Linked DNA regions of Homo sapiens: region 1 is linked to region 2. Evidence: read pairs that join two places in POLR2A ChIA-PET (ENCODE). Cell type or tissue: Caco-2. All regions are shown on one strand. Links, peaks and the distances in the headings refer to the core of each region. The heading gives the core; the rest is flanking DNA. Region 1 overlaps HIBCH (3-hydroxyisobutyryl-CoA hydrolase). Region 2 overlaps HIBCH (3-hydroxyisobutyryl-CoA hydrolase).

The links. Peaks named below come from ENCODE experiments on the same cell type or tissue, not always from the same donor. Only the 100,000 strongest peaks of a DNase experiment are listed, where the experiment ranks them.
Region 1: POLR2A ChIA-PET joins it to region 2 with 10 read pairs; 3 of 35 experiments call an interaction of 5 or more read pairs at or near these places.

What each region holds. Positions count from the first base shown.
Region 1 is chr2:190,276,886-190,282,270 of GRCh38, forward strand. The region is part of intron 6 of HIBCH (3-hydroxyisobutyryl-CoA hydrolase); the gene reads right to left. Among named protein-coding and RNA genes, the nearest start is that of HIBCH, 40 kb to the right of the region's middle. RefSeq lists enhancers at 738-1,032, 3,092-4,063. In Caco-2, for the core only: CTCF peaks have their summits at 516 (motif pointing left) and 812; DNase peaks (open chromatin) are centred at 2,528 and 3,026.
Region 2 is chr2:190,206,101-190,211,485 of GRCh38, forward strand. It overlaps HIBCH (3-hydroxyisobutyryl-CoA hydrolase), which reads right to left. Exons shown (of 14, transcript NM_014362.4): 13 at 2,780-2,813. Among named protein-coding and RNA genes, the nearest start is that of AKAP19, 28 kb to the left of the region's middle. In Caco-2, for the core only: no CTCF peak of the experiment used is centred there; no DNase peak of the experiment used is centred there.

The DNA of each region.
Region 1 (5,385 bases), core at 55-5,054, 71 kb after region 2:
CTCAATTATTTAGGGATGGACTAAATGACTGGTATCACTGCTGACAAAAGAAGTACCTTAAATTTGACGGAGCTTATGTTGAGAAAAAAAGTTATTTTTATTTCTATCTTAATTAATTCCATTTTTCCACAAACTTTTTGACGTCCCCTCATATTAACTTAAGAAAATGCAACCCCAGATGTTTTATATAAATGGCAAAAGAGATAAAAAAATTTGTCTTCCCCAGAAACAGAATAAATTTAGTCATTTAAATATCTATTCATAAAAAAATTGTTTCTCTTTCAGAAACACTGGAATAATTTTACATAATTCTGATCTACCATGTGGAGAACCACTCAGTAACATTCATTTTTATTTTACTGTATTTCAAAATACTGAGTAAATGTTTGAATTTCTAAAATATTAAAGATACTGTGCTACTCTTCATGGTGGGTAACAAGAGAAAATAAAACTGTCATTTTCTATACTGGAAAAAATAAAACCTTCTATAACAAAAACAAAAGGAAAGCCGTGGGAACCAAGCTCTGTGGCGCCATCTTTTGGACTGTACAAATTCTTAACAAAATTCTTTTACATTATTGTAAGAAAAAATTTATTGACCAGAATCAAGCAAGTACTATTCCTATGCCTTTTAAGCCCTGTTAGCTCCACGTTATTCTCACACTTCTGTACTAGGGTATGTTAAATAAGCAGAAGCCATTGAACTGAGACTGTCTCTCTGCACTTTGAGTTCCTTCATAATAAATTGCAACCTTAGTAAGAAAATAAACTGAAACCTAATTTAAGAGTATAGTTTTGTAACAAACAGCCATGTTTCAGCCAATCATAGGCAGCCAACTGATCAGACCACACCCACAGAGAGTAAATATCTCATCACACCATGCCCAAATAAGGCAAATGCCTTGCGGTAGCCAATCAGGTAATTTCTCTAATTTGCTTCCACATTCAACCTATGGAAGCTCACTGCTCATGCTGCAAGGTGGAGCTCTCTCAACCTCTTCTGGTTCTGCATGCTGCCAGATTCATGAATTGTTCTTTGCTCAGATAAAGTGTTAAATTTGTATGAAGATTTTCTTTTAACAGATTAAAAATGTATATATACTAAGCCTACACTAAGCAATTATGTGTAATACTAAAATTCTACTAAAAATTCTGAAAATAAAGGCTTTCTGAATAACAAACTGTAGTCTGAACACCTTACAAAAATTGTTCCTAAAGTGAACTCCCCTCCCCCTAGAATCATCATTACCTGAGAACTTGTTAGAAATGCAAATTCTTGGGCCAAATTCCAGACTAAACTAGAGATGGGGCAGGGAAAGAATCTGCTTTTTTTTTTTAAGATGGAGTCTCGCTCTGTCGCCCAGGCTGAAGTGCAATGGTACAATCTTGGCTCACTGCAACCTCCACCTCCCGGGTTCAAGCAATTTTCCTGCCTCAGCCTCTGGAGTAGCTGGGATTACAGGCCCCCGCCACCACATCCAGCTAATTTTGTATTTTTAGTAGAGAGGGGATTTCGCCACGTTGGCCAGGCTGGTCTTGAACTCCTGGCCTTAAGTGATCCGCCAGCCTAGGCCTCCCAAAGTACTAGGATTACAGGCGTGAGCCGCCGTGCCCAGCCTAGAATCTGCTTTTTAACAAGCCCTCCAGGTTACTCTGATACAAACTAAAATGTGAAGAACAGTCTTTGGGAGATTTAGAAAAAAGTCACAGGAGACACAACCACACACAAGAACCTGTAGAGCAGCAGTTTTTAACTTTACCTTCACATTGGTAACACCAGGGAGCTTTAAAAATGCCTAGGTCTCATAGCACCACTGCACTCCAGCCTGGGCAAAAGAGTGAGACTCCATCTCAAAAAAAAAAAAAAAAAAAAGCCTAGGTCTCACTCCACTGTCCACTATCCAATTTAATGATTATGGGAGATAAGGTAAGCCTAGGCACTGGAATTTTAAAAAGACTCCCAAATAATTCTAAAGTGCCAACAAGGTTGAGCGCCAATGATCTAGAGGATTACATTTTCAGAAGCTAGAGTTCATAAAACATCTTATATTAAGAAATGCTGGTGTCTTAAGTTTTCTGTTGCTGTAACTGAGTATCTGAGACTGGGCAATTTATAAAGAAAAGGAATCTATGTCTTACAGCTCTTCTGGAGATTGGGAAAGCCAAGGTTGAAGGGCCATATCTGTTGAGGGCCTTCTTGCTGGTGGGGACTCTCTGCAGAGCCCTGATCTGGTGAAGGGGCAAGAGCATGCCAAACTGGCTTTTAAAACAGACCCATTCCCATGGTAATTAAACCATTCTTCCTGTGATAACCTATTAATCCATGAATGGATCAAACTACTCTACCCTCATGACCCCATCACCTCTTGAAGGCCTCACTTCTTAATACTGTTACATTCAGGATTAAGTTTCAACATGAGTTTCGGTGGGGACAAATATTCAAACCGTAGCATTCCATCCCTGACCTCCCAAACTCATATCCTTCTCACATACAAATACATTCACTCCAGCTCCATATCCTCAAAGTATTGTTTCAGCACCAACTCAAAATTCCGAAGTCCAGAGTCCCATCTGTGAAGCCTGTGTAATCAAAACAAGTTATCTACTTCCAAGATACAGTGGTAGGACAGGTATAGGGTATACATTCCTGTAAAAAGTAAAGTAGAGGATCCTCTTCAAAGAGACTTTCCTCCCTGTCTAATTAGGAATAAATAGTAAATTCTCTTAGAAGCAAAATTTATTCAAAGACCTGTGCTAACATTCTTAGATATCTGCTAGCCTTAATAAAGAAATCAATGTACTTCGTGTTCTTAGCTCCCACATTTAGCCTAAATATTTGCCCTGGCATGCTTATACTGGTCCAAGCAAGCATTAGGTCATAGCCTGTTCCTCTTCCTTATTTGGAGGTGTTTTTACCTTTCTCAGCATTCCACAAGTTACTTCCTCCTTCCTTTGTTCTCCTCTGCCTTTGCCTCTTTTAGAAAGTTCTAAGTTGCTATCCAATTGGGACAAATACAGAATGTGAGGTCCCGTTCCAGCCAATGGAAACCGGACACAGCAGTAGGGTGAACGCGTCAGGTTATAAATTACCCTGTCCCCTTTGTTCGCTGTACTCTTGTAGCAAAACTGCCGGCAAGTGTACTCTTTCTGCAGAAAGTAAAAATGGCCTGGCTGAGAAAATTAAATTTATGTTCAAGTGCTATTTCTTTGCGGCACCGGGGAACAAGGATTTCTAACATTCCCATTCTAAAAGGCAGAAATAGGCCAAAAGAAAGGAGTAACAGGCCTCAATTAAGTCTTTAAAACCCTGAGAAAGAAGACATTAACTCTTAAAGCTAGAGAGTAATCTCCATTCCATGTCTGAATCCTGTGCACACTGGGATGGGGTTGGAGAGGTGGGCCCTCAAGGTATCAACCCTACTCCTAGAGCTTTCTGGGCTCAACCAGTTAAGAGTAGGTAGCTAGGCAGACATGAGCAGGGCAGAGAGCTCCCCCACACCCAGAATGTCAGGTGACCATCAAGTGATGGTCAGGTGGTTGTTAAACTATCTCCCTAAAATAACTGGTCGCAGCTGGCAGCAGGGAAAGGCAGTCTCCCAGTAGACAGAAAACACCTGAAGCTCGTGATCAGCCGCTTCCCATTAAGATCTCAGGAGCTGGGCGAGTGGGCCCAAGCATGTGCATTTAGATGCAAAATTGCAGAGTTTAACTGGTATATAACCTTCCTCTAAAAATGTTCAACTTAGCAAGGGGGAAAATGCCTCAAATGAGCATGCGCACAACTTGAGTAAACACACTGAGCATATGGCCCCTCGAGTGCTGGCAGGCCACTGCACATGTGGACAGCCCACCCCAAGGAAAAATCAAGGGAGAAGAAACTCAAACCCCGGAACCACGCCAGTGTATAAAACCCCAAGTCAAGGGCCAAACAGAACACTTGAATCTCTCAAGTTGCTTGCTTGGCCCTCTTCCAAGAATACTTTACATCCTATTGTTCCTGTTCTAAAACTTTTTAATAAACTGTCACTCCTGCTCAAAAACTTGCCTTGGTCTCTCACTCTGCCTTATGCCCCTTAGACAAATTCTTTCCTTCAAGGAGGCAAGAATCAAGTTGCTTCAGACCTGTACGGATCCACCACTAACAAGCCCACACTTCAGCTCTCTACAGTTGAAGTTGCAAACTGGTGCCATGCTGCCAGTGGGTCAACAGTTCTAGAATCTCAAGGGCAGCTCTAGCTCTGACCTCACAATTCCACTTGGCATTCTCCAGAATGGACTCTCTGTGGTGGCTCCACCCCTGCAACAAAGCTCTGCCTGACACCAGACTGTCTAATATATCCTTTGAAATCTAGGGAGAGGCTCACATGCCTTCCTAGCTCTGCTTTCTGACAGCCTGCAGAATTAGCACCACATGGATGCCACCAAGGCTTATGGCTTATATCTTCTGGAGCTGCAGGTCAAGCTGTACCTGGGGCACTTGAGCCATAGCGGGGACAACTGAGGAGCACTGTGCTGGAATTCTGGGAGCAGAGGCCCAAGCAGCCCCGGGCGGTAAGCTTATAGGGGGAGGCCCAAGTCCATCACCCAAAACCATTTGTGCCAGAGCTCTGGGCCTGTGATGAGAAAGGGAGGCTCAAAGGTCTCGGAAATGCCTTGAGGGTCTTTCTCCCATTGTCTTGATATTCCCTTCCATTAAGTATTACTCTCTTTAGCAAAAATTGCTGCGCCACACCTTGGTTTCCTCTCCCAAAAAGTTTTTTCACTCTTTACATGGCCAGGCTGAGAGTTTTCCAAATCTTTCTGCTTTCTTTCCCTTTTGATTATAAATTTCATCTTCAGTCATTTTTTTCCCTCTCACAGCTTTATGTAAGCTATTAAAAGTAGCCATGCAGCAGCCTGAATGCTTTGCGGATTAGATAGATCTTCTTCCAGGCATTCTAATTCATGGCTCTAAATTCCTGAATTCCATAAAGCCCTCAGACATGGACACATCCAGCCAGGTTCTTTGTCACTTTATTACAAGGATGCTCTTTACTCCAATATCTTGTTCCTCATTTTCATCCGGGTCCTCATCAAAATGGCCATTACTGTCCATATTTCTATTAGCATTCTGCCCATGACCACTTAAATAATCTCTAAGAAGTTCCACATTTTCCCCAGCCTTGTCTTCTTCTGAGCCCTCACCAGAATCACCCTTAATGCTCCGTTCACAGCAATACAGGTTTTTTTCTATCCTGCTCCTCCAAATTCTTTCAAGTGTCTATCCATTACCCAATTCCAAAGCCACTTCCACAATTTCAGGTATTTGTTATTAGCAACACTTCTCAGTATCAATTTTCTGTCTCAGTCCATTTTGTGCTACTGTAACAGGATACACAGACTAGG
Region 2 (5,385 bases), core at 100-5,099:
AGAAAAACCTAATTTAGCATTTAAAGGCTAAAATAGTTAAAGAAGCAGTATGGGAACCAAGGAAGAAGACTGCCTTGGTAGGTGGAGGGAAGCTTTTACATACAATTAAATGCAGATACGGGAGGTTTGTTTTTAAGATTTAACTGCCTACTATGAGATTCTGGTATCAGATCAGTGGCGATATTAAATACTGATGTTCTGATCCCTACTATTTGAAAGTTTTATATTCCGTGGACAGTGTAAACAAAGAACAACCCCGGCACATTTTTTCCACAAGAATCTCTCTCACTCTAAGTCTTCTGGTCAATACTACCTGTCTCCTTGAGATCCCACTGAAGGACAAGAGCAAAGAGACTATTAATCAAATTTGTTATTTTATTTCAAGCTAACAATTTTTTTACTAGAATACATACAAGTTCGTGCCATGTAGGCAGCTCAGGTTTTGCAAGTCTCCTGAGATAGCCACTACATGGAGTTTGAGTGGGTATCCAGCTCCACTAAGATGGTCTTTTTTTCTTCTTCTATAACCACAAAGTAGTAATTTGTTCTAGATGTTAACAGTAAGAATTTTTAACAACTGTTAAATTTGCTAACTTACTTTAACTTGCTAATATGTTTTTATTATTAGCAAACTGCAGCAAACATTTGACTATGTAAAGAACACAACAGTTTTCAATCTCAGAACAGACGCTGCTTTCTGAAAGAGGCGGCAATATACTTTCTCTTCATTAAAAAGTAGCATAGGCCAGGCGCGGTGGCTCAGGCCTATAATCCCAGCACTTTGGGAGGCTGAGGTAGGCGGATTACGAGGTCAGGAGATCGAGACCATCCTGGCTAACACTGTGAAACCCCGTCTCTACTAAAAATACAAAAAAATTAGGCGTGGTGGCAGGCGCTTTTAGTCCCAGCTACTCGGGAGGCTGAGGCAGGAGAATGGTGTGAACCCGGGAGGCGGAGTTTGCAGTGAGCCGAGATTTTGCCACTGCTCTCCAGCCTGGGTGACAGAGTGAGACTCCATCTCAAAAAACAAAACAAAACAAAAAAAAGTCGTATAATAAGCACTTCCTTTATGAATCAGAACTTTGATGCTGATTGGTTTCAACATTTTTTCCTCAAAATAACAGTATTTATCTAAAAACAGTATCTTTCTTTTTAAAGAAGGGCTATTATAACATATAATGAATACTTTAACAATATAACCCTGTATGCTTACAGGTCCTCTAAAATCAGAGTTCTAGGCTGTAATCCACATGCAGCAAGAATTTGCAGAGAATTTGTGAGGAAAATGCCTATGTTACTTAGTTTCTACAAGACACACTGCCATCTCCTCTGATCAGCTCCATGTGCTGAATACTAAAAAGATTTCAATCAAGTCCTTATTTCTGATATTGTATCATGTCAGAAATGAAGAGAACTCTATGAAGAGTGATTGTTTATCAAAGCTTAAGAGCTGAGAGAACATAACATAACCTTTTATTCAGATAAAAAAGTATATCCAGGCTGGGCACGGTGGCTCATGCCTGTAATCACAGCACTTTGGGAGTCCAAGGCAGCCAGATCACATAATATCAGGAGTTCAAGACCAGCCTGGCCAACATGGTGAAACCCCGTTTCTACTAAAAATACAAAAATCAGCTAGGCGTGGTGGCATGGGCTGGTAGTCCCAGCTACTCAGGAGGCTGAGGTAGGCAAATCACTTGAACCTGGGAGGTGGAGGTTGCAGTAAGCCGAAAGTGCACCACTGCACTCCAGCCTGGGTGACAGTGTGAGACCCTGTCTCCAAAAAAAATAAAATAAAATAAAAAAAACAAAGGATATCCAGAGTCTGCACTATAGTAAAATAATTAATAAAAACAGGAACATTAGATATGCAAAATACATGCAGAGGGAACAACTCATTTTATACAACATAAATAACAGCTTTTTATAAGGATAAGAATTATGCATAAAAAGGAATTGTTGCAAGTATGCTAGAAAAAACAGTCAAGCACGTCAAGCACTTCACTTGCTTTTTCTAAATATGCTGACATTGGAGATTATAAGCAAAATGGAAAGTATTAATAAGACAATCTGCAGATGTTACTAATGACATCATATGGTCTTTTTCCCCAGCAATGTTTAACTGCTGAGGTACAGGCAAGAAGGTGGAAAGTAGGGTTAGACCACTGGTCAATTTTGCCAGGCCAGCACGAAAGAGGGAGAAAGGGTAGGGGATTTGAGGGCTTTTTGTAAGGTAATAAATGCATGTTTCAAAGGCCACAGCAGCAGGATGGCAGCAGGATGAGTTTACAAGCTCAATGCTGCACTTATCAGATGCAGTCCATGATTGTAGGGGCAGGATTACCTTATATATAAATTAGGAAACAGTGGCCAAGTTATGTGAATTTTTAAAACAATTATCAGTTTCAAAGACTGATCTTCCTTTTCATATCCCAGATGGTAACATATTCTTTAAAAACATACACAACTTTGCAATCTTAATAAAAGTTTAATTTTCACTACTAAAACAACTATAGGTTGAGTATTCTTTATCTGGAATGCTTGGGATCAGAAGTGTTTCAGGTTTGATTTTTTTTTTTTTTTTCAGATTTTGGAATATTTGCATTATACTTATGGTCCAATGAACATTTGAGTGTCATGTTGGTGCTCAAATAGTTTCAGATTTTGGTACATTTTGGATTTTAGGATTTGGGATGCATAATCTGTATCTTCTTTAATTAACAGCATATGCTCACAAATCCCATTTCCCCAAAATGGTAAGTTCCCATTTGCCACTTACCAGCTCTAACGCCTTCATGAAAGTCATGACCTCTCTGAAAGAAAATTGAGATTAAATGGGGATAATTTCTGGGTGTCCTTATTCTGGGTTATTTTCTCTCTCCTCTATTCACTTCAGCCTTCCACTCCCATGGCCACAACCTGAACCATGACATTCAGAGACTGAACCACCTCTGATAGCCCACTCTCTGATCACCACCTCCTAAATCTTATTTGCTCAAGTATCTCCACTGCTACAAATCATTGATCTTACTGAGGTCCACAGATCCTATGACTTTCTCCCCATCTGTGCTGGCTTCACTTTGCTCTTCATCCAGCCCAATTTCACCAGTCCTTTAATATGGTCACTTTCCTGTCAAAATGTCATCATCTCCCTCAAACCTTTTTTCCTTTTTTACAATCCTAGCAAAATCCTGGCACCAACTAAACCCTATCACGTACCCCTGCCTGCACTTCAGCAGCTAAGTCTTGCTGCAGAAAATCATACAACTGTGACTGGTTTCATTTAAAATTCATGATCAAAAATCTCAAACAGGCACAGAAAACTGCCAAACAATCCAAGATCTCTTCCCAACTCCCCAAGATAATGATTTTAAGTGTTTTCTGCCTTCTCAACCTCTACCCGTAGAGCACACTCTTATTATAGTCTCAGCCAGTTACTTAACCTCTGACTTCTTTAAAAATACGAGAAGCTCTTAGATATGAAGTCTTGTCTTCTCACCACTAAAACACCTGCAGGCAACTGTGGCCATCTGCACCTGCCTTCTCTTTCAATGCCGTGGAGGAAAGGACCATCCCTTTTTCAAAGACCAGTCCTCCCTTGCATTCCAATTCACATCCCCTCTTGCCTTCTCAAGGATGGACTTTGCTTGATGTGGTCATTCACTTTTATTTTCCTAGAATCATCGATGTAGGCAATATAGCTGAGTTCAAATGTCTAGGTTCACATCCTGATAGCTACATATTAACTATGTGACCTCGGACTAGTAATTTCTCCAACCCTAGTTTCTTTACATGAAAAGGTAATTTATATATCCATCCTAGGATTATTTTAATCCACATCCAAGCACAGTGTCCGACACTAAGTGTTCAGTAAATATTAACTACCATTAGTATCATCAACATAATCTTGTTTCTCTATTGGATCATTCCCAATCATTTTTAAACATGTTCTAGTACCTTCCATCTTACAAAATAAAAAAGGAACTTCATTTGATTCCACAGTCCCAGCTTCTATCCTATTTCACTTTCAAGAGTATTCATCTACACATATTCTCTCCACTTCTTCACATCCCATTTTTCCTCTCCAACTTACTACACTCTAACTTCTGCCCCCACTCCTCTAAAATGGCTTGCCAAAACCACCCATGACATCGGCATCGCCAAGGTCAAATGACACTTCTAACCTCGTCTACACTTTGACAGCGTTCAACACTGTCCATTACACCCTCCTCCCCGAAACATTCCTCACTTTCTTTTGTGACACTACACTCTCCTGGTCCTCCTACCTCTCCATCCTTTTTTTCCTTCCTACTGCTCTTTCTCTACCACACCTCAAAATGTTAGAGTTCCTTAGGGCTCAGGTCTGGACTCTCATTTTCTTTATAATATGATCTTACCTATTCAGTGCTCAACATAGCAGCCTGAGTGATCAATTCTTTAAAGTATAAGATCATGGCATTCCTCTCCTCATAATCACCTAGTGGCTTCCCATTTTACTCAGCCAAAGTCCTTAGAGAGACCTTCAAGGCTCTGTATGCTCTGCACAGCCTTTCTCTACACTGTTTCCTCTGACCTCATCTCTCACTCACCACAACCTCTGCCCCCCATCCGCTTCCACACGGCCTCTTTGTGGTCCCTAGCACAGGCAGTCATGCTCCAGCCTCACAGCTTTGTTCTTGCAGTTCCCACTGCCTGGGATGCTCTTCCTCTAGATAATGGCATGGGCTCACTTCCTTACTTCTTTCAGGAATTCACTCAAAGAACATCTCAGTGAGGCCTTCTCTGGTCATCCCATCTACAATTCATCCCCCTGTTACTCTATATCACATATCCTGCTTCCTTTTTCTTGTTAATATTTATAATCATATAATATATATTTTATGTATTAATCTTGTTTACAGTCTATTTCCCCATTATAAAGTAAGTTCCATGAGGGCAGGTGTTATCCTACTCCCTACTCCCCAAGATAATGATTTAAACTGTTTTCTGCCTTTTCAACCTCAACCCCTGGAGCACACCTATGTACCTGGAACCTATGTACCTGGGTACCTCTAACAGTGTCTACGACATAGTAAGCACTCTTGTTTAGTAAATAACGAATCCCCAAGGTTTTCTTAATTGCTGTTGGTGTCTTTCAGATTTAAATCTCCAACTCATTCCTCTAATCTCTAACTCCTAAATGCATTCCTTCCCTCACATCCAGCAAGTCCTATCTATTCTATCTCCTACATGTGTCTCAAATCCATTTACTTCTCTCAATTGCCACCATGCTTGTCTCAAAACTACTATTTCACACCTGGATCACTGCAGGAAATCTATATCTGGTCTCTAAACCGTTCTTGAACCTCTCCAACCCTATCTCCACACAGCAGCAACAATTTCCTT